Linked DNA regions of Mus musculus: all the other regions are linked to region 1. Evidence: chromatin loops called from intact Hi-C (ENCODE). Cell type or tissue: heart. All regions are shown on one strand. Region 1 has its middle 7.0 kb from the start of Gm31603. Region 2 has its middle 62 kb from the start of Gm31603. Region 3 overlaps Gm31718 (a long non-coding RNA gene). Region 4 overlaps Gm31718 (a long non-coding RNA gene). Region 5 holds the start of Irf2bp2 (interferon regulatory factor 2 binding protein 2). Region 6 has its middle 11 kb from the start of Gm39286. Region 7 has its middle 19 kb from the start of Gm51605.

The links. A loop is a pair of places that touch in the nucleus more often than their neighbours do. Peaks named below come from ENCODE experiments on the same cell type or tissue, not always from the same donor. Only the 100,000 strongest peaks of a DNase experiment are listed, where the experiment ranks them.
Region 2: a loop joins it to region 1, with 7 times the contacts of the local background. A loop is called at or near these places in 14 of 42 quality-filtered maps.
Region 3: it touches region 1 in a loop (9-fold over the local background); 6 of 42 quality-filtered maps call a loop at or near these places.
Region 4: it touches region 1 in a loop (10-fold over the local background); 7 of 42 quality-filtered maps call a loop at or near these places.
Region 5: it touches region 1 in a loop (10-fold over the local background); 16 of 42 quality-filtered maps call a loop at or near these places.
Region 6: a loop joins it to region 1, with 10 times the contacts of the local background. A loop is called at or near these places in 16 of 42 quality-filtered maps.
Region 7: it touches region 1 in a loop (2.8-fold over the local background); 7 of 42 quality-filtered maps call a loop at or near these places.

Annotation. Positions count from the first base shown.
Region 1 is chr8:126,734,716-126,738,715 of GRCm38, reverse strand. No RefSeq gene overlaps it. Among named protein-coding and RNA genes, the nearest start is that of Gm31603, 7.0 kb to the right of the region's middle. In heart, CTCF peaks have their summits at 1,864 and 2,747; DNase peaks (open chromatin) are centred at 1,995, 2,635 and 3,575; H3K27ac peaks cover 3,390 bases.
Region 2 is chr8:126,665,927-126,669,926 of GRCm38, reverse strand. No RefSeq gene overlaps it. Among named protein-coding and RNA genes, the nearest start is that of Gm31603, 62 kb to the left of the region's middle. RefSeq lists an enhancer at 2,171-4,000. In heart, no CTCF peak of the experiment used is centred here; DNase peaks (open chromatin) are centred at 1,086, 1,446, 1,946, 3,306 and 1 weaker place; H3K4me3 peaks cover 1,433 bases; H3K27ac peaks cover 3,772 bases.
Region 3 is chr8:126,825,011-126,829,010 of GRCm38, reverse strand. It overlaps Gm31718 (a long non-coding RNA gene), which reads left to right. Exons shown (of 8, transcript XR_879375.3): 5 at 2,406-2,674. Among named protein-coding and RNA genes, the nearest start is that of A630001O12Rik, 22 kb to the left of the region's middle. RefSeq lists an enhancer at 442-3,478. In heart, no CTCF peak of the experiment used is centred here; DNase peaks (open chromatin) are centred at 730, 1,890, 2,460 and 2,930; H3K4me3 peaks cover 607 bases; H3K27ac peaks cover 3,479 bases.
Region 4 is chr8:126,803,659-126,807,658 of GRCm38, reverse strand. It overlaps Gm31718 (a long non-coding RNA gene), which reads left to right. Exons shown (of 8, transcript XR_879375.3): 8 at 1,946-2,952. Among named protein-coding and RNA genes, the nearest start is that of A630001O12Rik, 43 kb to the left of the region's middle. In heart, no CTCF peak of the experiment used is centred here; DNase peaks (open chromatin) are centred at 88, 1,668, 2,078, 3,318 and 1 weaker place; H3K27ac peaks cover 3,100 bases.
Region 5 is chr8:126,592,917-126,596,916 of GRCm38, reverse strand. Irf2bp2 (interferon regulatory factor 2 binding protein 2) reads left to right here and starts at 2,931. Exons shown (of 2, transcript NM_001164598.2): 1 at 2,931-4,000. The coding sequence starts at 3,481. It overlaps Gm31546 (a long non-coding RNA gene), which reads left to right and starts at 749. Exons shown (of 2, transcript XR_388210.1): 1 at 749-1,042; 2 at 1,255-2,652. In heart, a CTCF peak has its summit at 2,340; DNase peaks (open chromatin) are centred at 596, 1,386, 2,246, 2,856 and 1 weaker place; H3K4me3 peaks cover 4,000 bases; H3K27ac peaks cover 4,000 bases.
Region 6 is chr8:126,580,786-126,584,785 of GRCm38, reverse strand. No RefSeq gene overlaps it. Among named protein-coding and RNA genes, the nearest start is that of Gm39286, 11 kb to the right of the region's middle. In heart, a CTCF peak has its summit at 2,111 (motif pointing left); DNase peaks (open chromatin) are centred at 65, 485, 975, 2,085 and 2 weaker places; H3K4me3 peaks cover 1,239 bases; H3K27ac peaks cover 2,235 bases.
Region 7 is chr8:126,517,549-126,521,548 of GRCm38, reverse strand. No RefSeq gene overlaps it. Among named protein-coding and RNA genes, the nearest start is that of Gm51605, 19 kb to the right of the region's middle. In heart, a CTCF peak has its summit at 1,763 (motif pointing right); no DNase peak of the experiment used is centred here; H3K27ac peaks cover 701 bases.

The DNA.
Region 1 (4,000 bases):
GGCCACTGTATGTCTCACCTCCAGGAATCTCATTTCTAGAATACTGGAGAGTTGCAGTTGGCAGCCTAGAGCCCTTTGGGGCATCACTAACAGTCCCCCTAGAGATCTACCCTCTTCTGCTTGGCAGTATCTTCTGCCATTGGGTCACCACAAGCAAGATTTTGAGCTTATGGTGGCCTCTGTCTGTTCTCATTCTCCTTCCCCGTGGACACTCTCCTGTCTCAGGCTTTTGATTTCTCACATCGGGATCTTGTCAATGTGCTCCTGTCTCAGTTCTCCATCTCCAGCCTGCTTCCTAAGCTGCAACAAGACAGTTGTTGCATCTGGGCCTGATGGTGCCCTCCCTAGCTACCTAGGAGGTTGAGGCAGGAGGTCTGAAACTTCAAGATGCACCTGGGCTATAGAGTGAGTTCAAGGTCACCTTGGATGACTTAGACCCTGGCAAAGCCCAAATCTGACCTCAGAGCCAGTTTCTGATACCACAGAGCTTTGCTGTGAACCACCTCAGCCATTCAGGGGTGCAGTAGTTCTCTTGGTTTTGAAATTCCTTGTTTCTGTTACATTTCAAGTGCCTATCACAAGCTTCTTCCTCTTCCCCAAAGACCCCCAGGAATGGGACCCAGCCTCCATGACCAGGAAGCTCTTCACATTGTTTTGCACACAGAATGTGCCCCATATGTGTAATGGTTTCAGTAAGGGTTTGTCTCTGACCTGCAGAGACTCTGTGGCAACCATGCTAGCAGAGAAACACCCTGGTGGAGTCTGGGGGCTGTCTATGACAGGCAGGAGTGTTGGTCCTGACTCTTGGACTTGCTGCAGGAAGCTGTTGGGTGCTGAGAAATTTCTCTAGGACAGAAATGAGAACCTGAAGGAGGGGTAGCTCTGGAGCCTGGCAGGAGACAGGGTGTGTACAGATACAGCGGAGTGGCCCCAAGGTGTCATCTGCTAGTAGTGGCTTCCTCTAGCCTGGGCTCCCCCTGCTCTCCAGAGGAACCAGAGAATAATACCTACAAGGGAATGAATGAGTCCTGGTCTTAGCTGTGGGAAATTAGAATGAAAAGGGCCACTAAAATCAGGTTTTCTTGCAATGTGCCATGCTTGCGATGCTGTTTTTCACAGTGTTTTTATACAATGTAATGGAACTAAGAGAAAGAAAGGAAAACAAACACAGTCATCAACAACATCAACACATACACCACACATACACATATACACACATGCACACAAATATACACAATGCACATACACATATACACAATGCACATACACATATATACACACATATACCACAATGCACATATACACACATGCACACACACACACACACACACACATGTACACACACATATACACAAACATACACACATACACACATACACACACACACACACACACACACACACACACACACACACACACACGAGCATATAAACACAAATGCATGTCCCCAGCTCTGAGCATGCATGAACTTTAAGGTCTCCCATCCAGCTTTCTGTGCACCTCCTTGCATGGTCAGGTTCCTCTGGCTGACCCCTCTAGCCTCCTAATTCCTCTCCCAGATCCACGGTTTTCCATCCTAATTTTTATGGTGTTTCCCAGGATTAATGGTTAACGTACTCATTTTTCCCCCAAGCTCTCCCTTATCAGCGACTGTTCCGAGTAAAGATTAACTATGCTTAACAGAAGCACATTAATTAATCATCTACAGACTTTGAGCAAATTATTCTTGGTCACCTCCTCCTAAAGGTCTCATCCATTTGCAGCTGACCTTCACCAACACCCGGGTCTAGAGACTCGGGGAAAAAGCCAACCTTAGGAGAACTGATGAGCCGAGGGAGGTCACGAAGTATTGACAGTGGGTGACGCTGCTGTTCTGTGCTTTTTAACTCAGCCACCGTTGTTCCAGGACCCTATAAAAGGACTGGGCTGTGCCTCTTTAAAAAAAAAAATGTTTTGCAAGCCAGGCCTAATCTACGGTACATTCTTTGTTGCTGGGAGACTCGGAGTGGCTGTACAAGCTGTTCTTTCTGGGAATCATAGTTCAAAGTGTCCCGACCCAAACACACATGTTGTCATTGTGCCTGTCCTTTGAGTGGGGCTGGGACATCCGACTTAGCAAACCTCTCCTGAGCAAGCAGGCCCAGCAGCCAGGATCCACAGCCAGCAGGGTGGCTCCAGGCTCCCACTGCAGGGAGGGGCCTCCTAAAATGAGGTGGAGGCTTCTGCCCAGGGAGCTGAAGGAGGAAGAGGAGGGGAGAGAGGAGGGGTGTTTCCATAAGGGTCTCTCCTGGCACGGGGCTGCAACAGTTGAGCCCAGGTTGTGCCCAGGTTGCAGATGGAGTGTGGCCAGCGCAGTCAAGTGTCCAGAGGAGCATTGTGGGAAAAGGCCTTCATCCACTCTGCACTGGAGTAGCTGCAGAGCCCCGTGAGGGGAAAGCCAGGCCTGGGTCCAAATTCCTGCTCTGTTTGGCTCGCTCTCCTTCCTCCTTGGAGAAGACCGGAGTGGAAGGGAGAGGTCGTTCAGAGGGGGACCAAGGCCTGGAGCCTGCCAGACTTATTAGGAAAGATGTTGTCGGGGTCTTGGCAAGCTTTCTCCATCGTCCCGCCCCAGCATGACTGGTTCCTGTCACCCTGGCTGACTCCAGCCAGCCCAAGTGCCTCGCTGCCCCACATTCAAACATTTCCACATTAGGCCACCACCGGCACGCCTCCCTGGCAGTGTGGGAGGCGCCTGCTGACCCGGGGTGGCCTCGCCTGCCCTGCCTCCCCTGCAGGTACAATTGCTCTTTTCTGGGTCAGCCTTGTGATCTGGTGTCCAGGCACTTGGCAGAATTTAGCAAATGTTCCTCAGGGCTCTGTTTCTTGGTTACACTATTCACACTGACACCCTTGGGACTGTGGGGGAAGGGGACCGCTGTCTCCATCTCCTGTCCTGCCCTGGTTAGAGAGCCGGGTTGCCCAATCTGCTCTCTCTTGGAGGAGGTGGGAGGCTTTACCTCCTTTGTGGATCTTTAGCCCCTTCCCTTCCCGTTGGCCTGACCTCTCTTTTGGACCCTGAGCTGGAGGAGAGGTTACTATTCATGACGTACAACCACATATGGGCTTGTGCAGCCAGACGTGGCAGCCTCGAGCCCACGTGACTCAGAGCAGTTGAATCACAGCCGCACCAAATGGAGCTGGACAACTGTGCCAGCCGCAGGGTGGATTTCGAAGAGTTCCTTTAGAAAAAAAAAAAAGTGAGCGGTCTCACCTGTTCAAGCAATAATATTCCAGAGGAAGTGTGTTCCAGTAAAATATGATCTAAAAATAAATTGCACCTGTGCGTTTTGACCTTTATAAACATGGCTACTAGAAAATGCCATCTATGTGATGGGTGTCATATTTCAGTCGGACAGCACTGCCTGACAACTGTCTCCACAGTAGTGTGGTTTCTTCCAGGCATGTGGCCTGCTGAGGGCTGGTTCTAACCCCACCCCACCCCATCCCCCAGGTCTCCCTGCTTGCTGGCAGCTATAGGCTTCTCTTCCCACTGGGCATGCTCCCTCCCTGCTTTCTCCGTGGCTTCTGGCTGCTCTTCAGAGCCCAGGGTTAGTGCCCCCATATAGGAAGCATCCTCATCCACACAACCACAAAAGGTTTTGTCCACTTGGCTGTCACCAGGATAGTCTGTTGTCGAGGGCAGTATCCAGAGTGGAGCATACAGGACTACATGTACGCTCACCACACATGGGTGAATGACCCACAGGCCAGAGCAAACCCAAATAGGACTAGAAGCTGGTCTTATTTATGTTTCCACTGTGGGAGGCAATAAATTATTAACCTGAGTCAGGATATTTTGGTTGCTGTAGGGAGCGCCTGCTTGGTACTACTTAAAAACAATCAGGGGTGGGATGGGGTGAGGTGGGGTGTTGAGATGGCTAGGGAGTAAAGCCATTTGCTGTCAAGGCCAATGAGCTGACTTTGGTCCCCAGAACTCCAAGGTCAAAGGATAGACTCACCT
Region 2 (4,000 bases), 69 kb after region 1:
CAAACAGCTTCTACCTCTCCCCTCTTTCCCTCTCAACTCTTCCCGCCCAGGGTCTGGCTCATGGACAGCTCTTCTATGAGATGCCTACCGGGGCTCTCTGGAGCCTCCCCTCAGTGTAAACTTCAGATAATAAAGAAGACAGGCTGTGCTATGCAGTTATGGGCAGCTGTCTGGAAAAATGCTCTGTTATGGTGGCGTTCCCTGGAATGTCCCGTCCCCTTTAGATCTTCGTCTTCTCCTCACATTGAAAGGCCACCCTCTGAGATAAGAATTGTAATGGCTGTCTACTGGGGGTCACAAAGCACCTCTACGATAATAGCAGAGGCAAAATGTCAGAACATGGCTTGGTGAGGCAGGCTTCATGTCCTGTGTGGAAGGACTTTTCCTACGCAAGTTAAGCAAGGAATTCAGCTGGGCCTTTTAATGAGAGGTGCAGCCTCAGTGTCAGGGACGAAAGTTGACAGGAAAACCCCATCAAATCACCCGTCTGCACAGTTCTCCCTCTGATCAAATCTCTGGGACTGGACAGACGCTTGACCTCTGGCCCTCTTCACAGGGTCAGATCTGGCTTTGCTTTTTCTCTTAGCTTCTCAGGAAAGGCAAATCCCTCAGGACCATCCCATCTGTCTGCCTGACAAACCTAACAGGAAACCAACCTTAAAGTGTAAGGGGGTGGGATGGGGAGGCTGGAGAGATGGCTCGGCGGTTAAGAGCACTGACTGTTCTTCCAGAGGTCCTGAGTTCAATTCCCAGCAACCACATGGTGGCTCACAACCATCTATAACGGGATCCAGTGGCCTCTTCTGGTGTGTCTGAGGACAGCTATAGTATACTCATATAAATAAATCAATCATTAAAAACAGAAAGTGTAAGAGTGGAGTTCTGCTGATTTGAAAGAAAGAAAGAAAGAAAGAAAGAAAGAAAGAAAGAAAGAAAGAAAGAAAGAAAGAAAGAAAGAGCGAGCAGCCCTGGGGTACAGAATGTGTACTTGTGCAGCCTTGCTGTGTGGGGCAGGGGGCCAGGGGAGAGCCTGGCCAAGGCTTCCCCCGTGACACACTCTCTTCCTCCTCCTGCCTCTGGCCCTTCTCCATCCATGGTTCTGCTGGAGAGAACATGGGGAGGCCCACGACATCAGAGCCTCTCCTAGAGACAACCAAAGAACAAGCTCAGACATCCAGCCCTGGAGTGTATTCTCAGGTCCTTCCCAGGGAAACGCTGGGAAGGCAAATGGGAGGCTACAGAGCTCCACAGGCTCAGACAGGTTGCGGCAAAGGCTTCTAAATGTGCCGTGCAAGATGCTGACGGACTCAAGTGATCTTTCTAGAAATAACCAGAGGAGTCTTTCCCTCAAAGAGTCAGCCCAGGATACACTTGGATGTGCCTGGACCAGCCGGGAGCTGGCGTCGTTCCTAAAGCAAAGAGGTTCCCCTGGGAGGCTGTCTGTGTTGTCAATCTGGGATCTTTCTGCTTGGAATGGCGACCAGCTCAGAGCTCTGTTCCCTCCCATCTAAGCTTATCCTAGCATCTGTGCTGCTTGGTGCCGAGTTGTCCTTTACTCTGTCTGCCCCAGTTGAAACAAAGTGTATTTCATTCAGATTTCCACATTCCACTACCCTCCCTGTGGTGGCAGACTCTGCCATGCTCTGGGGACCAAGCCTGTCAGGTCCCCTTGGCATAGGGACTGATGCACAGAGTGTGTCTCCTAGCTTGGCCTCCTGTGGCCTTGGCCCTTAGAAAGAATGACAGTCAGTAGGCATGCAGGCTAGGGAAAGATAGCGATGAAAATAGGGTAACAACCCCCCCCCTCCAGTAGTGGAGGGGGGTGGCCATGGTACGTGCTGTGCTCATAATACTCCCAGAGGAGCCTATCACCACCTCTTCCCTACCGGACCCCTATTTGGCTGAACACAGCGAACAACCCATTTTGGCTTGGCATGCCTCCTAAGAAGTACAGACTAGGCCTGGAATAAAAGCAGCATGGAACAGGCCCAGGGACTTCTGGGATACTTTCCTGCTTGCCAACTTTTCCCTCCTGACCTTGGGCCATGTCCCTCCTGGCAGCTCTACTTCGCTCCCTGCCAAGATGCAGCTGGAGAGAGACTATGGAGGCCGTTCTCAGTGCCACAGGGCCCCGCCGAGGGTGGCAGCCACTGTGTTTTTACAGAGAGGTTTGCAGGGTTACACCAAACACTTCGACCCCTTCTTAAGTCACCCTTCCTAAGTCACCAGCGGTGGGGCCAGGAGTCAGCCTGGCAGAACTTTCTAGATTCCGAAGAGGCCTTTCTGGGAACTTTGCTAAAACCCCGAGGGTCTGAAAGCCTGGCATCCAGATCTCTACTTCTAAGCAACCTCTGCCTTAGAAACCCACGGCCAACCATGTGCCTGGAGGCTTGCCTCTGGTCGAGACCTGTCATCTCCCAGGAGATGTTCCACTTTCTAAGCAGGTGAAAAATGCTCCTAATTAAAAACATTGCAATGTACTCTTTCTTCAGAGTCCCTCCTGGCTGCCGTTCCATGTGGGAACAAGAACACACTGGCCCTTGCAGGCCCTCGGTCCTGACAAAGGCTACTCAGCTCCGGCGTACCCTGAACTACCAGGGTTGGAGGTCTGATCTCCACTAGGTTGAGTCACAGCACTAAGCACAACCCTCCCAGTGTTGGCAGGGGAAGCCATGGTGCTAAGTTTGCGTTGGTGTCCAGAGGGTACGCAGACCCCTCCTCCTGCCCTCCTGTCTCCTCTTTCATGCTCCATGGGCCTGGCTCCCTGCAGCTTTCTCAGAACCACAGACACAGGGCCAGTGGAAAGCATGACAGTCTTCCCCATTTGGTGTTACGCACTCCACCATGCCTCAGGAAGAGATGGAGAACAGAGAAACAAGGTCTGGAAGTCAGCCCCACTCCCTCCCACAAGGTGCACAGGGAGGCCTGTCTGTCTCTAGTGACAGCAGCAGCAGCAGCCGGCCACCTCTCACAGCGAGGTGTCTTCCCCCTTCCTGCAGGCCCCACTGGGTAGGTTAACTGCCTTTTCTCTCTGCTCCCGGCTGCACATCTGGATAAAGGCGTGCCTCTACTTTGGTGTGTGTGTGTGTGTGTGTGTGTGTGTGTGTGTGTGTGTGTTTAACTTTCCTTCTCACTGCCATAGTAACCGCTGCATGTTTGGCAAAGGGACGGAGGAGGGAAAAAAAGCTAAGCCCTGGGAGGAAAAAGCTCTGAGCACAGGGCTGGCAGCCCGCCAGGGTAGTCACGCTGCCGCTGAGCTGAAATGAGGCCTCTGGCTGGCAGCCAAGTGACAGAGAACAAAGCTGTCAGTTCCTAATGTTGGCGGCAAAGCTTGCTTGGCACCCTTATATGGTTTCCCATAACTCCCTGCCTTGGCCACCGTCCATTCCCTTCAGGGCAGCAAACGGGGATTAGCACTGCTTCAAGTTGTTTTTCTCCCCTTCGCTCCAACTGCTCCGGTGACATCACCCTCTGCATTCAAGTGCCAGCAGGGTGGCTTCTTTCTGTCCCGCCCCTCCACCCCAGTCCTCCATGGCTCTCTCTCCCTTTCCCTCTTCCTCTCTCTCTCTCCCCCTACACACACACACACACACACACACACACACACACACACACACACTTCCTGTAGCCTCCCTCTTCCCTCCCTCCCTTTTTTTCCTTTAAATGTAGTGTTTTAGGTCATTCCTCTTGTCCGGGGCTTTTTTTTTTTTCCTACTAAATTAAAAACACCCAGGCACTTGTGCATTTAGCTGAATCAAGCCAGACGCTGTATTTTATTTTTATAACTGAATTCCTGTGAGATAAAAATCTCATTTTCCTTAGTAGGCTGTAATCAGCCCTTGCAGAGATGTTCCAACTGCCCCATCTCAAAGCTTCCTTAAGCAGCTCCACAGAGAGATGAACTTGGCTCTTTTTCAGGTTTAAAGGGGCCCCAAGGCCGGTCAAAGGCTGTTTGCGACACACTCACACACGCAGACTCATGAATGCTTCCCTTGTCGTG
Region 3 (4,000 bases), 90 kb before region 1:
TATATGTATATATATATATATATACATATATATATATATAAAATGTATGTTTGTATGTGAGAGTATGTGTGTTTGTGAATGTGCGGTGTGTGTGTGTTTGTATGTGTATGTCTGTGTGTATGTAAATATATGTGGTGTATGTATGTATGTGTTTGTATGTGTATGTGTGCATGCTTGTGTGTGGTATATATTATGAGTATATGTGTGTGTGTATGAGTAGTATATATGTGTCTCTGTGTATGTATGTCTGAGTGTATGTTTGTGGTTGTGTGTATGCACGTATTTGTGTGTATGGATATGTGCATGTTTGTGTGTGATATATATATGTATGAGGGTGTGTGTGTGTGAGTGTGTATGTGTGTCTGCATGTGTTACTGAAGACTGATTAAACCCAGGACCCGGCACATGCCAGGTAGAATGTGCTCTATCATTAACCGATATCCCTGGCCCCTTTTGCTATTTATTTATCTATTTATTTTAAAAAATCTGAGACTCTTTATCTTGTAAAATGGAGTAAGGGGGAGAGTTATCCTCCTACCTCGGCTCTTCTGAAGTAGCTAGGGTGGCAGGTCTGTACTACCTGGCTTAACTTGGAGAACATTCACACCTCACGGGGAAGCAACTTGGAACTGGTTCCTGGGGAGGGGGTGCTGGGTTAAGGTTTCCTTTCTCTTCTGCTGACAGCACTTCCGCATTAAATTCAGTCATCAGCAAAAACAGAACAAACTGAGAATAAAGAGGCCGGAGGGCCCTTGTTGCACAGTAAGGGTGAGTCATGGAGGTATGAGCAGGGCCACTCACCTCCTGTGCCTAAGGCATAAGAAGAGAGGGAGAGGGTTACCTAGTAAGGCCACAGAAGTGGCATGGTGGGTCTGCCTTAGGAGCTTCAGATGAGAAACGCGTTGTCCCCCAGAGTTTAGAAGGCAGTAATAATCTGGGCTCAAGGCCAGGCTGCATTTTACACTTTAAACTGTCAAGCACTAGTAATTCCAAACAATGTTCGTGATAAAATCTCCCCGTCTGGGCAGCTGGCCTTTCTGCCCCTCTCAGGGCACTTGGATAAATGGGGGTAAAGGCACAGAGACCAAGTTGTTTTTGCACTAGAGGAGACAGGTACTCAAGGGATCTTGGGGTCAAAAAGTCCTGTGAGAAAGAGGAAGAGAGAGGGGAGTGGGCTCTCAAGTGGAGCCTACCTTGGGGCCTGGATCAGGTCCTCTTCAGAGGGAAATAGGTTAGCAGACCTGCAGCAGACAGCCCTGTAAACCAGGACTCACAGACCCCTGCATAGAAAGATGCCTTCCCCTTCCAAACACCCCCATCCTGTCTTCTTCTGCCTCTTCAGGAGCCATTCTCCTGAAGACTGGTGCTTATCTATGGGGACAGGTTTGTCTCATCCTTGAAATCAACTAGTGAGGTGAACAGACCTTTGTCCATTGAACAGATGAGAAAAACTGAGGCTCCAACAAGGGCCGGGGACTCTTTCTGCTTTCGAAGCAAAGGAGAAGGGTTGTGGATTCATTTAGCCCTAGAGTCTGCTGCCCCTAAACCTCAAAGGCCCTGGAGTTTCTGGGTGAAACCTACTGAGGAGGTAACAGGGGGTCTTTTCATCTGTTATTTTAAGGGGTGCACAGAGTCCCACCCCCCAGACTCAATAGACCAGCTTTATGTTATTCAGAACAACACAGACAAGTCATCTGTGAGAAGCCTTGAAGTGCACCATGGCAGACAGGCAGAGAGACCCTTTACAGACAATGCCTTTCTCAGAGTGGGGCTTTCCTGTGTGCTATAGAAGGCTCCCTGGTACAAAGTCTCTCTAAGGCAACAAGTAGACACGTGTCCCCTTTTGATTCCTGGTTCCTGCTAGAGGCTGGCCTAACCCTGAGGCCCACTCAATCAAGTGCTTCCTTGTTCCCAGGGAGTTATTTAGGTGTAGAAACATCCTCTCTTGAGGTTTATCTTTCTCATATACTTCTCTGGCCCCAAGCCTTGAGGAAACCCCAGGAATATGGGAGGGAGGTCCTTTACAGGGTCAGCCTTGCTCAAGGAGAACACGGAGTGAGAAAGGAACCTTGTTCTGACTCAGGAGAAGTCCCTTGTGTCCTCTAGGCTCCAGCCTGAGCTGCAGGGCTGTCCTGAAGGAATAGCTAGCCCCTGACCAAAGGCCTGCTGGGGCTGGCCAAGGGCCCAGGCCTAAGGAAAAAAAAAAGCAAGTGGGCTGGGAACACCTAGGGCCTCAGATGACCAACATGCCAGACAGTGGTGGGCTTTTCCCCCCTGCCTCTCTTAGAGTTTGGTTTCTTCCAGATTCCGGATTCCACAGATGTCTCCCTTGGAAAAAGGAAGCAGTGGTCTGACTGGGTTATTTATGTGTGTGGCCTCATACAGTATCTGCCTTTGTTCCACAGAGCAGCAGCCTAAAAAACCAGCTGGGAAGGGGCACTGTGTGTTCAGCGGCTTGCACAGGAAATTGGAAATCGGAGACCGCGGGGATCGACCCCCCTCCTCCTCTGACTCATGCTTAAACAAACCCAACACACCCCCGACCTTTGCTCCCTGCATCTGCAGCAGGCCCTACGCACCAACAGCTCCCTCGCCCACCTTTGCTGGCACAGGGTTCACTGGCTCACTGAAGGTCAGCACACAATCAACTTCCTGAGGGAGAGAATCCTTAGATGTAAGCCAAAGCTGCGACTGTTTTTTTTTTTTTCCCTTTCCCCTGAACAAAGTGAATTCTTAATGTTCACCTCCCCCCCCCCCCGAAATGTCTCCTCCATTATATTCATCAATGCAGAGATAGAACATTTGGCAAGATTATTTTAAGTAGCTCTCCAACCTGTGATCATAATTTAAAATCAAGGAATTTGCTGAGCAGCTGTAGTGAAGAACAAAGGGCCTGGGGGGAGGGGAAGCTGTGGCGGCTAAGGCCTGGGCTAGTACCAGAGCCAGCTGTAGAGGTGAACTGTGCACACAGTCTGTGGGGAATAGACCTTGCTGTCCTGTCTCACTGGAGTCTCATCTGCCTGACCTAACCTACTACACACAGCTCTTGGAAATACATAGCTGGTGAGGGGGGTGGGGATAGGGGTGGGTGTGGGGGTAGCCGTGGGGGCTAGAGCAATGGCTTCCCTGAGTAAAGTGCTTGCTGTGTAAAGAGGAGGCCCCCAGTACCCACATAAGAAGTTATGCGTGGTGGAGTGCAACCTGTAATCCCAGTGTGAGAGTAGGAAAGCAGGAGGACTTGGGGCCTCAATGACCAGCAAGTCTGGCTGTAGGAATTAGTTCTTTCCTACCTGTGCAGCCCAGGAATTAGACCCAGGTTGTCAGGATCCACATATCATTGGGCCGTTTTAAAAAATTTATTTACTTATGTTTTATTTTATGTATATGAGTACACAGTTGCTCTCTTTAGACACACCAGAAGAGGACATCAGATCCCATAACAGATGGTTATGAGCCACCGTGTGGTTGGTGGGAATTGAACTCAGCACCTCTGGAAGAGCAGCCAGTGCTCTTAACTACTGAGCCATCCTTCCAGCACTGCCATTTTCTTTTAAACTTATTTATTTTATGTATATGAATATACTGTAGCTGTCTTCAGACACACCAGAAGAGTGTATCGGATCCCATTACAGATGGTTGTGAGTCACCATGTAGTTGGTGAGAATTGAACTCAGGACCTCTGGAAGAGCAGTCAGTGCTCCTAACCGCTGGGCCACGTCTCCAGCCATTTTCAAGATCTTCACCTCATCTTTGGGTCTCCTGCTGCACCTGAAGCTCCTCCCTGATTGGCTACACTGGACGGCCCTCGGGATTGCAGGATTCACACCTCTATCCGTGCCAGGACTGGGGTTACTGATAGTTTAAGTGGCTACTGGGGATCAGAACTTGGGTCCTCATACTTGTTTGGCAAGCACTTTCTCCACTCTCACATCTCCCAGCTCATTGGTCACCCAGAGCTGCTGCCGGTCATCCATGAGGGGCACAGCAAAGAGCTCTGCTC
Region 4 (4,000 bases), 69 kb before region 1:
AGGAACATGAGGGTCAATGTGTAAAAGATGAAAGTCATCCCTTGCCAGCGAACCTCACCGATTGCACAACTTCCTACAACCCAGCTTTGGAGCTGGCCCTTGAAGAGAATGTCCCAACCTAGTGGCAATGGATTCAGGAACTTGGGGAGATGATGACATTCGTTCAGAGGTTGTGGTCCTCTGAGCCAGGTCACTTCTCCTGGCTCTGCTGCCTGTCACAGCCTAATAATAGCCATGGGACACTTTGGAACTTTAGAGTGACTGTGTTTAGCCCTCACGTTGGTGTGGACTGTCATGACATGGAGGACAAATGACGAGGATCAGCCAGGCTGCTCCCTGTGAGCACCTGCCAGCTACTGCATGTACAGTCAACAGGGCTTTTGACTTAATCTTCACTGCAGCCTGAAGAGATAATGATTTGGTTAGATCTTGGCCAGAGGGAAAGTTGCTCTCTCTCTCTCTCTCTCTCTCTCTCTCTCTCTCTCTCTCTCTCTCTCTCTCTCTCTCTCTGTGTGTGTGTGTGTGTGTGTATTAGTGAAGTTTAATGGTGTAGCAGAGTCTGCTATAATCCTTGATTTGTGTTATCTTAGATTATTTCAGCATCCACAGGACGGGGAATAAGGCTGAATGTAGACCTCAGGGACCCATCTTGGCCTCTGTGGGTGCAGAGGTGACATATATGTGTACCTTAATAGCAGAGGGGAGTCACTAATCTGCCACAGATACATCTTGTCTCTAGAGGTTAAAGGGGACAGTTTCAGAATACCCACTATGACTCCTGCCTTGTCTCTTTGCTCTTCCAAGGTCATCCTGCCTTGGGTTGATGGTGTTAACTAGGCCCCAACATGTAAAGGGGCTCACACAAATCCATGGGTGAATGTCTCCTAAATGAGCTGCTCAGGGGACTATTTCTGAATACACTGAGGAATGGGGAGGGGGTCAGCGGTATCTCCCGGGATGACAGTAGCTCTGAACACACTGGAGAGGACCCTGGCTCTTTGTGAGCTGTGTGTGCATGGTCAGTCATAGAAAGTAGGGTGAAGGCTGAGCAGCAAATATGGAGAGGACCAAGAATTCATCATGCAGTAGGATGGGGGAACCTGGGTCTGTCCCTAGTGTAAGGAGACAAAAGAAAGGTTTCTCCCAGACAAGAGCAGTGGGAATCAAGTAGCAGACAGAGAAGGCACCCAGTAGGAAAGGCCCCAGAGCTCACTTGGCCATGATGTCATGGTAGAGAGCTGCCAGCCTGCAGATGAGGCACTTGCCACCTGTCAACCGGGTGATTGATGCCTGCCTGAAAGGGTGAGGGCATGGGTGACAGAACTCGCCCTTTGCCTTTTCACATGAGGTCCTAGGGTAAATATGTCTTGGGACAGGTAGAATGTGAGGAAAGAGACACTGAGCTGTTAAGTCACAGGTGTGGGCCTCGGGTCACAGAAAAGCAGGGAGCCTGATGGTCTGGCAGGCCTGAAGGCTACTGGAAACAGAGGGTGGGAACCGGGGTAGCCAGGGAGGAAATGCCCTCGTCTCACAGGTTTCTTGAGAAGGAAAGTCTGGGCTGTTCTGAAGGGGAACTTAGAGACCAGGGACCGGATGTGAGCAGGGGACCAGGAGGAGGGAGGAACAATGGCCATTCTTCCACCACAAGCTGAACTTCCCCGAAACAGGAAGGGCCTGCCAGGAGGGGAGGGTCAGGCTGAGGGACAGGAAGGAAGGGGCCTGAGGGAAAGCCAAAGGCCTGTGTACTGTGTTTGGAATTCACAGGCCCCTGTCTGCAGGTCCCCAAAACAGTCAGCAAACTCAGTTCACACTGTAGGGTGTGACTTTCCCAGGCTCTGCTGCCTTCCCCTCTCCCTCTCAGGGCCTCCTCAGGACCCTGATGTGAGGCCTTGCAGGGCTTCTCAGGGCCTGGTTCTTGCATGCTGAATGAGTGTTTGTTTTTCAGGTCCCTGACACCTACGGTCTTCACACATGGGGAGGAGGAGTTTCCAGAAAAAAAACAAAGGAAGGTGGCCAAAGTAACCAAGGCACACAGCCTCCTCCTCTTTCGAAAAGACGCCTATCTCCAAAACAATCTCGGCCGCCCATTAAACAACACTTGTTCGGGACAGAGGAAGGGCAGCATGCAGGATCGCTGGGCTTTCCAAAGAAAACACTCCCGGTTGTCCGGCAGGCAACAATGAACAAAAACCTGAATGGCATTCACACAAGAGGGTGGGGAGCCTGGGCCAGGCCCTCAGGGTCCTTGGGTGTCAGTACAGGGCTCCTAGGACAGGAGCCACCTCCAGCACACACAGGATCCTCACCCAACAGGGACACAATGAGCAGGTGCTCCTCTGGAAGCCACAGAGAGGCCTTTGCAAGGAATAGCATCGGCCAAGAGTGTGCTCCTGGACTTCTAATCTCAGATGATACGTGTTCCTCAACGTGTTGTTCAAGCTACCTAGCTTCAGAGGTATTGCTGTAGCTTTCTTAGTAGAACAGCATGTTATCCATCAGGTCTAAAAGATGAAAGGGTCAGGAATACCACACACTTTCCCACGTGGCCATTGACGAGTTGGTGTCAAGGAAACAGAGAGGAGAATGGTTGTTATTATGGGCTGGGGGAAGGAGAGGGTAGTTAACCAGGCTAGGGAACAGGTGGGAGAAGTCACTTCTAATGTTTTGTAGCATGCTACAGTCACTATGGTTGAAAACAATGCATCAGGAGATACATTGTTTTATAAAGGAGATACATTGTAGCTTAGAAAGGAGATACATTGTAGCTTAGAAAGGAGATACATTGTAGCTTAGAAAGGAGATACATTGTAGCTTAGAAAGGGGAAGGTTTTCAAGGGTTCTTGTACACAGAAATGATAAATGTTTTATGTGATATGTAGGCCAATTGCCCTGGTGTAATTTTTACACCATGTATACAGGTATGGCAACATGTTATGTCTCATTCATATATACAGCTAGTATTGTCAATTCAATAAATATTAAAATGGGGGGAGGAGTGAAGTCTCTGGGGCCAAAAAGCCCTTCCCTCAAGGCCACACTGAATATCCCGATTGCTCGCTGGTCCTTTAGGCTTCTTGTACCCATTTTTAGGGTTGCATACAGAAGCAAGGAGCCTGGGCTTTCCCCTGCTCCAGGTCTTCACCTAGGATCTCGTTGCTGCAGGTTAAAGCCAGGGTTAACCAGTCTAGAGCAGGAAAGGCCAAGTCACCATAAATGGGATCCCATTTGCCTGCAAATGAACCTGTGGATCCAATCAGATAAGCAGGGGCTGCAGAATGTTTGTGGCAAAGGGAAGTAGGAACGAACGTTCTGTGCGGTTCCTGGAAGGCACTGGGGTTTTTCGTGGGGGAAGTGACTGCTCTGTAGACAAGAGGCCAGATCATCAAGCTGCTTGTCACCTCAGTCTGAGGAACCTATAGGGCTCTGTCCCCACCCCCCTGCCCCCCACTTTGGGGATAACCAACCCTGGCCACTTCCCTACAGTGATTCACCTTCTTGAGGGCCCACAGGAGTCCACACCACCCCAAGCTGCACCGCCTCGCCTTCTTCTTCCAAACTCTTTTGCTTTTCCTTTTCTCCCCTGTATCTTTCTTGAGACAGTGTCTTGTGCAGCCTAGAGGGGCCTTGGACTGCTGATGCCTCTGACTTTACTCCCCGGTGCTGAGAATGTCTTGCTTCAGGTTTATAAAGTGAGGAGATCAAAGTCAGAGCTTTGTGTGTGCTAGCCAACCCCTCGAACAACTGAGACACATTTGCTGCCTTCTTTAATTTCTTTTTTTGAAAAAAAAAAAAAAGTATATCTCAGAGATGTCGCAAGAATAGCAAAGGGCATGCGCGTGTCTAATCTGTTGTGATGTATAAGGGACGTTGTCCTTCCTCTCTTCCGTGTGGATGTGACTTACAATTTTGACTGGATAGGGTGAGGCTAGGTGGGAACACCATAGGAGCCTGAGAGGCTTCAGAAAAGCATCTAGTAGGCCCATTGTCACATCTGGCCAGA
Region 5 (4,000 bases), 140 kb after region 1:
CTTCCTGCATGCCTGGGGCTCACCTCCGCTGCAGTGAGGCCTGGGGAGGAGAGTCACAGATCTGATGTTCATGTCCAATGTTGTGGTTATAGACTGAGATCTGTTTTGGCCCACAGACTTAAGCATTAGAATCCCTTCCCATCCCCCTACACAGATTTGTATTTAAAAGGAGAGATCTTTGGAATTAAAGTCAGGAAAACTGTTGCTCGTCTAGTCTCCACAGACCCCCTCCCTGTAGAGTATTTCCTTCAGTTCTTAAGACAAATCACAAGTTTCCCGTGTCCTGAATAAGCGCCAGCCTCAACCCACAGCATCTGCCTGCCTGTCCACTAAGGAATGCACACACAGATGCTGCAGCCAATCCTGTAACCTTGACTCTTGGACAGCCAAGCTCATCCTCACTCTCTTCTGGGAGGACCCGGAGCCTTAAGCAAGAGGGCAGTCTACGTGACTAAAACATACCAACTTCCTCTTTCATAAGTCGTCACATGGTGAGCTACAATTACAATTCCTGCCTTGTCTGTGCGAATTGCAGACGCATTGCCTCACCCTAGAAACCCCGCTCCTGTGTGTGGAGGAGGCAGGCTGTAACTCCAGCAGCAGCCGCTTTGGACAGGATCCAGCTCCAGTCTGCAGCGGGAGGGAGGGTAGTGGGTGGAAGACAGAAACAAAGCTATGTTTACTTAGCATACATCGATTAAAAAAAAAAAAAAAAAAAAAAAAAACCGGCTCCGGAGTTACATGAAAGGCCAGGCATCATGAAAGGCTGTTGATACAGTATAAGGGTTTGCTGCCCTGGATCCAGGACCTACCTTAACCCCCTGGAGCCGGGTTGCTTTTTATGAAGGACAGCCCAGATCTAAAATAGCCTTTCCATTTTCCAGCAGGCAGGCATCTGGAGGGGGTGGAGGGAGGCTCCCCCCCCCCGCCCCCCCTGCGCACAGCTCTAACAGCTCAGTTTCAACATGAAGCCAGTGTGAAATACAAAGGAAATGCCGGTCTTTTGGAGAAGCTCCACTTCGCATTTCTCAAGGCAGACATTGTATGTACCTCGGCAATTCTATTTTGGGTTGTAGTGGCGGCTTTCCCTGGAGAGGGCATTGTGGGCTGCTGGCAGGTGGACCGAGTACAATCAGGCCAGGCTTTCAAGGGAGGTTCTGCTTTGTTTTAATGTTTCTGTGTCTGCCTAGTGGGCCATCTCTCAGGGCACTGAGATGACTCTGCAGTCAGGGCAGCTTCATCTCCTCCACTCAGGTTCTGCACGGTCAAAATCACGTGCTCAGATGAGTGACACAGGGTCTTGGAAGAGAGTGACCAGACTGACAGGTCCTGGAGCAGGTGCCCAAACCAGCTGGCACCAGCTGCTTCTGGGAATGGATCCGGGTAGGCCCCATTCCAGGCTTGGAGAGGGTGAGGCAGGCTTGTGACTGGAAGGGGAGCTGGGGAGGCCCTTGACACAGATGTACCTTCTCTGGAAAGCCCCGAGAGAGACGTTCAAGGTTAGCCTGTGGACGCCCTTGGCATCTGGCGCTAAGCTTTCTGTGCCACCTCCAACAGGTTTATTCTTGTGCTCTAAACAGCTCTCTGGGCTGCTTCTCTGTGGGGCGTGTTTCCTCTTGTGGCTATTCTTTGAAGCAACCTGGCATTTTTCAATAGCAGCCACCGGAGAAAAAAAGGTCAGCAGATTTTTCCCCCCTCCCTTTCCACCTTCCAATCCAGTTGTAGGAAAGCTAATGTACTTAGTACCCTGCTCTTCCCACACTTAACCAGCCCATTCCAATCTTGGGGAGAGAGGTGGACCTGCGTTGTTCACCACAAAAGCAAAAGCGGCTCTTACTCAGAGTAGTAGGTCTCAAATCAGAGCCTGACTGACCGACCACTGACAGCACACACCAGTCCCTGCTCCCTACCAAAGTGTACAATTCGGTGTTCCGTCCACTCTGGGCAGCCCTCACTGCCCAGCGTGGAAGGGAACAACGAAGCGATGCTGCCAGGCGCGTCTGTGCCCACTGGGCTAAGCCGGATGGTACAACAGACAGCCAAGTCCACCCGCCAGCGCACGCCCTAGGCGCAAAGGGGACAGCGCGCGCCCAGAGTTGGCCACTCGAAGTTCGGCCCCGCGGAGGCGGTGGGGCAGGGCCTACTAGCCAGAGACCGGGGGCGGGTCCTGAGCCGTGACGCGGTGCGCTGCAGAGCCCAGATCCCTGGAATGTGCACTAGCTCGGCGCGGCCCCAGGGCCCGCGGCGCTGGGCACGTCTTATGTGGAGTTTGCGCAGTGGCAGCGTCCCTTGCCCACGTCACGCGCTCGCTGCACAGACCTACATAAGACGCTGGGCGGCGGCGCCTGAGGAGCCTCGGGCCTGTGCGTCCTCCTTTCAGTGCACGCGCAAAAGAGGCCGGGCCTGCCTGAGCACTAAGTTTTTGTAAAACTTAAAGGGGCAGCGGCAGTGTGTAGTTGCTTCCTCGACCAAAACAGGGCAGAGTGTTGATAGCGTGCGCGCGCCCAGCTGAAGCCAAGTGAGACGCTAACAAGGAAAAGTCCAAAGTGCGCCTCGCTATGCTCCAAATTCCATGCTCAGGAGGCTGCCAGTAACCAAGTGATAAAGTGGCATTGCATGTAAAATAAAACAGTTTGCACGATTTAATCGAAAGAACAGGGCCATGGGTTGGAGCATCCTGGCTGGGTAGGCGGGGTGACACGGGACTCTTGGGGACGCGAGCTGCACACCTGCGGCGCTAGGGCCGCGTGAACTGGTCTGCGCCTCAGTCCCGGCGCGCACGCGATCGAGAAACGGAAGAATCCAGGGTGGCGCGCGAGAGAGCGCAGAGGGAGGGAGGGAGGGAAGGAGGGCGGGCGCACGGGGCCGCGCGCGCCAGGGAGGGAGGGGGCCGCGCAGGCGCCGTGCAGAGCTGTCGAAGAATCAAGTCTGTAGAAGTGGAGCGGCCGCGGCGGTAGCAGCAGCAACAGCGGCGGCGCAGGAGCTGAGGCGCAGTGGGTGCTGTGCAGCGGCCGCGCCGGGGCCCGGGACCGAGCTGCACGCCGCCGCGCGCGGCATGCCCCGCCGCTCGGGCTGAGCTGCCCCGGCGGCTGCCCCGCGTCCCCCGTACCTCGCGCGGCTCTGCGCCCCGGGCGCCAGCGCGACCTGCTGCGCTCGCGGCCCGTCTTTGCCCCGGTCTGGAGGCCCCAGCCCGCGGCCCCGGCCGAGCCGCCGCCCCCGCGCGCGCCGCGCCGCCCCGCCGCCCGTGGGGACCTGCAGGCGCGCCCCGCCGCGCGCCCGCCGCCCCTCGTGCCCCGGGGGCGCCGCGCGGGCGCCGCGCCGGCCCGGGCTCTGCCGCCGCCGCCTCCTCGCCTGCGGCCGCCGCCGCCGCTAGTCGCGCAGACGCGGGCTTGGGCCGGCCGGCGCGCGCGCGCGGGATCCACGGGGGGCGGCGGCGTCCCCTCACCCGGCTCCTCCTGCGGCGCGGCGGGCTGTGCGGACATGGCCGCGGCGGTGGCGGTGGCGGCCGCCTCTCGGCGCCAGTCGTGCTATCTGTGTGACCTGCCCCGCATGCCCTGGGCCATGATCTGGGACTTCACGGAGCCCGTGTGCCGCGGCTGCGTCAACTACGAGGGAGCCGACCGCGTGGAGTTCGTCATCGAGACGGCCCGCCAGCTGAAGCGTGCTCACGGCTGCTTCCCGGAGGGCCGCTCCCCGACCGGTGCACAGCCCGCAGCCGCCAAGCCACCGCCACTGTCGGCCAAGGACCTACTGCTGCAGCCGCCGCCGCAGCTGGGCCACGCGGGCGCCGAGGCCGCGCGCGCTCAGGCTATGGAGCGCTACCCGCTGGCGCCGGATCGTGCCCCGCGCCTGGCCTCCGACTTCAGCACGCGTGCGGGTGCAGGCCTCCCACAGTCGGCCGCGCAGCAGTCCGCGCCGGCGAACGGCATCCTGGTGCCCAACGGGTTCTCCAAACTGGAGGAGCCGCCGGAGCTGAATCGCCAGAGCCCGAACCCTCGGC
Region 6 (4,000 bases), 150 kb after region 1:
ATGCATTGTGCAGCGCACACAAGGGCCATGCTTTGGCTGAGCATCAAAGCGGCTGCGTCCTGTTGCATCTGCGCACAATCGCGGAGCCCGGGTTGCATCGGGCGGGGTCAGGCTGGGGCTCTTCCTTTTCCCCTTTTAACTTTGCGTGGCAGTTTGGGAGCAAGGAGTGTTTTAAAAAGAAGCCTCCGGTCCAGCCAACCCCAGTCGCTTTTACAGAAAGAAGTGAGTCAGGCCCACGAGGAACACATGGAATTGAACTCGCCTCGTGGAGGGGGCTTCCACTCCCTCTCATACATGACCGCAGATAGGCACGTGGAGGCTCCGGTGTGCCCACTGCGCGCGCGCCCTACCCTGTCCTACTCTGTTCCTGCTCCACGAGCCTCCACCACGTCCCACGCGCTCTCAGCTCCACTCTGTACCCCCACGCCCCGCCCCACTCCGCGGTCCTCGCCCCAATCCACGGACCGCTTCCCCACTAGGCAGTCCCCTCTCCGTCCCGTGCGTCCCGCCCCACTGCACGGGCGGCGCCCCGCGCCAGCTGCGGCGCTAAAATTAGCGTCCCGCGCGTGAGTTGGCGCCCGCAGGAATGCGCGCGCAGGCTGGAGCTGCGCGTGCTGCACCAAATAAAGTCAAAGGCTTGTCTGGCGAGGGGGGGGCGCTGGCGCCTGGGGCCCCGAGGGTCACACGCGGCTGCTTTAGTCGCCAGCGTGTGCTGGGGGAGGGGGGGAGGTTGGGGGAAGGAGGGGGATTTGTGAAGTTTACAGAAGCCTCCGGACAAAAGCTGCCCAAATGTCACTCCGTTTTTGGAAACCATCATTCCGGGGGTGAGGGTGGGGGTGGGGGGCGAGGGGGGTTAGGGCTGTAGCTATAATAAGCCAAATGTTTCATGCTGATGCTGTAAACATACGTGTCAAAAGGACGTCCGTGTGAGCAGAGAGCATACCCATGCTGGACCATGTTCAAAGTGCAATTGGGAAGCAATCCTCAGGACACAGTCCACGCGGGAGCTCCCAAGTCTGATCAGGCGCTCGATCAGCTGGCTGTCCAGTCGGGCATAAATAATGTAGAAACAATTTAAGGCCAGAGAGCGCGTTTAAGGTGCTACCCAGTTAACTTCACATTTTTCTGAATTATTCAGTTTAACGCTCTGCAGTACTGGGGTGGGGGTTGGGGGGAGAGAGAAACAAAAATAAGCTCCGTGTTATTTTATTTATTTATTTTTTTTTAATTCTCTGTCGAGTGTGGTGGCTAATGCCTGGAATCCCAGCACTGTGGAGGCAGAAGGGTCTTAAGTTCAAGACCAACCTGCCCTACATAGCGCATTCCTGTCTCAGAAGGAATACAGTGTGTGTGTGTGTGTGTGTTTGTGTGTGTGTGTGTGTGTGTGTGTGTGTGTGTGTGTGTGTGTGATGACATTTCTCTCTCAGCAGTCTTGGAGCAGATTGTGCCTATCCTGGGGAGATAGGGACCTCCCTCATTCAGGCCTTAGTGACAGCTTGCCATTGCTTCAACAGCGATTGCAGCACATGGATGGGACACTGAAGAGGTTTGTGTGTCTAGAATCCTACTCACAACCTGCCTGGAGACTTGGCTCGCACCTTGAGAGGCAATTGTGATGGAAATCAAAGGCACACTGAGCACACAAGGCTTCCTGGTTCAAACTTCTGAGAGAAAGTTCCTGTTCTTTCCCTGTGGCTGTGTGTCTACAGCCAGAGGCTGTTCTCATGGAGACACAAGAGAGTTCTGTGCTGAGACCTGAAGTTTTAAGTTCCATTAGGAACGCACCTCTCTGCCTATGCTTCACACAGCAGTTGCCACACACAGGGCTGGGGAATCTTCCTAGACTATGAGCATCTCATGGCATCATGTACACTTAGTTGTCTTAATGATTAAAACAACAAAACAACGAGTATTCACCCCATAGAGGAGCTAAGAATCAGGCAGTCTCTGTGACAGGGTTCTGATCTGAAAAGGCACTAGGTGTGTGGCAACAGGGTGCTTGCTGGGTTACACCAAATAAATATTTTCCGTTATTATGTGAACGTGGGTAACAAGGAGTCCCTCTGAAACACTGGAGAGCAGGGCGCCCCCTGCTGTGCTCACTCCTGGAGAGCAGGGTTCTACAGGGCACCTCCTGCTGGGGACCAAAGGCTGATTTTCATTGGGTATCAATACTCTACCCTGTGCAGGCTTTCTTATTTCATCAGTGACCTTAGAGAATAAATGGCGCCATTGGAAATAAAATAAAAATACGATCTGCAAATAGAAGAGGTGAATACTTTCTAAAAATAATCCGTTCAGAGGTATTCATGGACAGTCTCTTGAGCATATCATTAGGCCCACAAAGCAGCTTGACATTGACCCACCTGTGACTTTGGAAGCAAGGACTGCATTTGTGTGGTTGTGGGGGGTGGAGGATTTTAAATATATTTTCTAAAAGCATTAACAAAAAAAAATAAATGGAGGGGGCAGGAATTAAAGAACTCCTTCATTAGGTTAACTTCAATGGAGATGTTCTATGTGTAAAATTTCATTTTATTTTCTGATGAACCATATATCTGTGCCCTAGAGCCAGTGGATCCAAAAAAATAAAAATAAATAAATAATAAATAAAAAGTAAAAGCCATGGAAGCCATGAAGAGTTGGTCAACCACAACTTTGTAGCTTGAGAAGGAACTTAGTCAAGGGGTGAGCAGCAAACCAAGCCATCCAGTTAGCCCCAGGGGGTTTCTCTTGTGGTGTCTGCTGAGGTTGTGGACCATTGGGGTGAGGTTGGGACTCTCCAAGGCCCAGAGGAATCCCAGACATTGCAGTAGGAAAGAGATGGCACGTGTAAGAATGGTGACTGGAGAGAAAGCTTCCACCAGACCCCCACCTGCCCACTGTGATTCGTGTCTTCACTGATTGGTTTCCCTGGGTTTCCCTGTATGCATGTGCCTCCTGGTAAGGAACGGGGACTGGGAGGCGTGACTCAGTTGTTAAAGTGTTTGCCGTGAAAGTATGAAGACCCAGGTTTGGATCTCAAGAGTGCCCATGCAAAGAGCTGGGTACGCAGTGTAACCTCTGCAAAAAGGCTTGAAACTCTGTACTGAGAGGCAGGCTCATTGGCCAACCATCCTAGCTAATCATTGCACTTCATGTTCGGGGAGAGATCTTGACTCAAAAGTAATGTGGAGAGCAATAGAGGGCACAGAACATTGACCTTTTGATTCCACACACATAGACAGGGACAAGTGAACTTTCGTATACATATGCACACATATACCTATGCACACATATGCACACATATACATACGCACACACATATACTTATGCACACATATACCTATACACACATATACATATACACACATATACATATGCACACATATATGCGTACCCATGTTTTACACACACACACACACAAAGAATATGGGCTAGGGTCTGATGGCTTAAACTTAAATGGTACCTCCCTCTCTAAACTTTTGTGTTTAGTCTTCTGAGAAACTGGTTAGGGATGGGATGGCTTACCTCTTGGTCTTATAGAGGGATTAACAGACAAAGTTAAGTAGTACACATTCCATGATGCTTAACGCTTAGTGACTTGAGATATGTCCCTTATGACTAGATCAGGTAGGTGCAAAGAGAAAGTGTCTTCGGTTTGTTTGCAGAAATGACTGCTACCCTGCTACCTATCTGGCTGCCTTCCCATCCTGGTTTCACTCCTTTCTGCCCACATTTCTCTCTGGTTGTTTCATCCAGTATCAAGTGTTCGAACCATATTTGCATACAGACTTCCTACAAAACATCTCTAGATTCAACTTCCCCTTTAGGTACCAGCCAGGCTGTGCCAAGCGGCTTGCTCACCAAATTCAGTGAGCTGTCCAGTTGGTTTTTTTTAAACCCATTGTGCTAGATAGATCCAAAATCAAGCTCCTGTTCTCATGCCTGTCTCATTACCTCTGTTTTCCCAATCTTCATGCAAGTCGAGGTCGCCTTCCCATTGCTTGGGCCATAAGCC
Region 7 (4,000 bases), 220 kb after region 1:
CATCCTCTCTGCCCTCCTTCATCTTTCCTTCAAGAACCAGAAGTTGCAATTGCTGGTGATTTGACCAGACTGGTATAAGAGTGGAGCTGGGTGTCCTGGCAACAATGAAACCCCCTTCTCTTCCCAAACTGTCTCCCAGAGCTAGAGTTCACCAGAAACAATTAATAGGTGTGTACATTTGAAGAGAAGGGGAGGAGGAAGGGGAGGGGGGGGAGGAGGAGCAAGAGGAAGAAGAAGAAGAAGAAGAAGAAGAAGAAGAAGAAGAAGAAGAAGAAGAAGAAGAAGAAGAAGAAGCAGCAGCAGCTGCTGCTGCTGCCAGGGCCCCAGAAAGCACTTCTGGCCTGGTCTCTGTTTGTGCCATGGTCTGCCCCATTCTTGACTTGTATTAGACACACACTCTCTGTTTCCCTTCCTTCAGCTCCTTTGCCTTTGTTGTGCAACCGAAGGAAGACTGAAGTCAGGAGAATTGACAGTGTTCTACCCCCTGGGAGTCCTGAACTCAGGTCATCGGGCTTAGTAGCCAGTGCCTTTTGCTGGTCTGCCGTGTCTGACAGTTGCTTTTTAAAGTAGGCCAAGTAGAGGCTGAGAGATCACACAGTGGTTGAGAGCACTGGCTGATCTTCCAGAGGACCTGGGTTCGATTCCCAGCACCCACATGGCAGCTCACAACTGTCTTTGACTCCAGTTCCAGAGGATGTAACATCCTTATACAGACATACATGCAGGTAAGGCACCCGGGCACATAAAATAAAAATAAATAAAATTTTAAAATAGTTGAACAGTAACAAGCTCTCACAGACTAAGCTGCCCAAATGGGGCGTGTTGGTGTAACCCATCACTCAGGAGGGAGGGAGAGAGGGATGGGAGGATGAGGAGTTCCCCAAGGACAGCACCTGAACTTCTCCATGTTCACTGGTTAGAAGGTCATCCGTCAAGGCAATGTTTATTCCTGAAAATATGAGGCCTATGCAGCAGACCACTTAGGATAATTTTGCCCTTAAAAGAACCTGACAGATGTGCTCTATAAAAATGAAGATACTTTAAAGTTGGAAGAATTAAAGAGCGCTGGCTGGTTTTCTTTATTCAGTCTTTCCCTTATTTGACTTAGAAAGAACAAGTAGCCTTAAAAAGAAAAAAAAAAAAGATATTTAGATTCTCCTGCCCACATCTCTCTGCCACGTTAACCCCAGTCTCTCCCTTCTTCCCAACAGTGCTCATATAGGAACAAGAGGCCACACAAGTTCTAAACAGGTGCCATGTCAGTCTAGGGCTGTGTTGTTTCCAAGAAAAGCAAATAAGTCTTTTGAACAAGAGAGCCAGCTTGTCTCTCAGACTGATGCCTTAAAGCCTTCGGCTCCCTATGGCACCACGTCATCCAGACATTGTTGCTGGGTAGGAAACAACCCAGACTTTTGAGACAACCTTGATTCATCCACTTATCTTCCTGAATCAAGATAACTATTACAGTTTGAATGTGCAGGTCCCCTCTATCCCCATCCCACCATCCAGGTGCATGTGTTTGAACACTTGTTCTCCAGCTGGGGGCGCTGTTTAGGAAGTTGTAGACCCTTCTGGATGTGGGGCCTGGTAAGACCACAGGAGAGGGATTTCCAAGGATTACAGCTGGCCTATATTCCAAGGATTACAGCTGGGACCCCAGAAAGCATGGTGTTCCCTCAGATTGCCCTAGATCTAGAATGCATGTTTATTTTAATTTTTTTTAACTACTTTTTTATGTGTACCAGTGTGTCTGTGCTTATGAGTACAGGGCCCCTGGAGACCACAAGAGGGCGCCAGATCCCCTGGAGCTGGAGTTGCAGTGGTTTTGAGTTACCTGCCAGAGGTGCTCAGCACTGAACTCTGGTTCTCCTACTTCCAGATTCTCACTTTGATTTTTTGTGTTTGTGTTTGTTTTGTTTTCATATGGAACACACCACCCTTGAATTTTTTTGAGTCTGACTTATTTCTTTTAATATGATGATTTTTTTTTTTTTTTTTTTGGTTCCAGCGGTCTTCCTTGGGGTGGAGCCTCTTGGATCTCGTTAGAGAAACGAACCAAATCTAGGAATCCTTTCAGAATAAATGTGTATACACATGTCAATTTTTCTAGTAAATTCAGAGGTTTGCCCTTAAACATCTCCTAGGCGGAAAACAACACAACCCCAAAAGTTACCTGAAAGAAATGAGCTGAGGGCTGGGGAGACAGCTTAGCTGCAAGTAGAGGGGCCTGAGCCAGACACCAGAAATGATGCAAAAAACCTAGTGTGGCGGCAAGCAAAAGTGATCCCAGAGCAGGGGAAGCAGAGACAGAAGATTCCTGGGGCTCACTGGCCAGTCAGCCTAGTAGTGAGACCCAGGCCAGGGAGAGATCTTGCCTCAAAAACGCATAGCATTTGAGGTAGATAATAGCATTTGAGGAAAAATACCTGGGGTTGACTCTCACCTCCATATGCCTTCACATGTACATCAACACACACACACACACACACACACACACACACACACACACACACACGCATACACACGCACACACACACACGCACGCATACACACACACACACACACACGCACGCATACACACACACACACACACACACACACACATACACACACAGAGAACAAACAAAGAATGGGTTAACCTAGGAGTGGTGGCATATACCTGCAATCCAACACCTGGGAGGTTGAGGTAGAAAGGATGGTGTGAGTTTAAGGCCTGAATTACGCAGAAAGACCCTGTCTCAAAAAACAAAACAAAACAAACAAACAAACAAAAACCCACATAAGTAAGCAAACAAATAAATAAAGGAAAGAAGAAAAGGAAATGGGTGGGTAGAGGAGAGGGGTGGAGGAGGGAAAACAGAGCAGAGTGGGAGGGGTGTGCTGTAAACCTGGGCATGATCAATACTGTGCCTTCAAGGACTGGTATCCGGTCAGCTCTGGTCCTTCCCTTGTATTTTTAGCCTGGCTCTTTTGTCTCCATTACTGTTCGCCCCTCCCTCTCTTGCTGATTTAATTACCTGCCTCTAAAGGCCAGGGAACCAATTATATATCAGCTTCTGGCCTTTAAAGACAGCACAGGTTCCTCTGTCCTGGGATAACCTAGTAAGCTTTAAAAGCTAGTCTTTGTTTGTTTGTTTGTTTCTTGGCTTTCTGTCCCTTTACACCCTGCGGAAGACAACGCATCAACATCTGACCCGAGTCTGGGGGGAATGTTTCCAATTAACAATTCTCCTTTATTGATTGTAAACAAACAAACAAACCCGGAAATCGGCAGTCTCTAAGAAAAATGTTTTAGAATAGTGATCTTTTAGCGCAGGTTTCAGAGGCCTCAGCCCATTTAGTCAATAATGAAAAGGATCATTATCTTTGCATTCACAACTAATGTCCTCTGCTTTCTCCTGTCATTATTTGGCTCAGCTGGGAACAGTCTCCTTCTTATTCCCTAATAGGCTAAACAGTATTGAGAGCTGATATTTGTGAAATAGTGATGCCTTTTGTGGGTGACAGGCTTGCCTCTGGTCTGTGTTGAGGTAGAATTTAGGCTGACATGAGATTCCTTTCTTTTCCTTTGTAAACGTTATATATATATAGGCTGGAGAGATGGCTCAGCGGTTTAGAGCACTGACTGCTCATCCTTCCAGAGGTCCTGAGTTCAATTCCCAGCAACCACATGGTGTCTCACAAACATCTGTAATGGGATTTGATACCCTCTTCTGGTGTGTCTGAAGAGAGTGATGGTGTACTCACATACATAAAATAAATAATTCTTTTTTAAAAAATGTATATGTGTATAGAAGTTTTGTTTGCATGTATGTCTGTGTGCCGTATTCATGCCTGGTGCCCACAGAGGTCAGAAGAGGGGCGCAATACTCTGAGACTGGAATATGGATGATTGCAAACTACCATGTGGGTGCTGGGACTCGAACTCTGATCCTCCAGAAGTGTAGCCCGTCCTTGTAACCCGTGGACCCATCTCTCCAGCCTTGTACCCCCTTTAAAA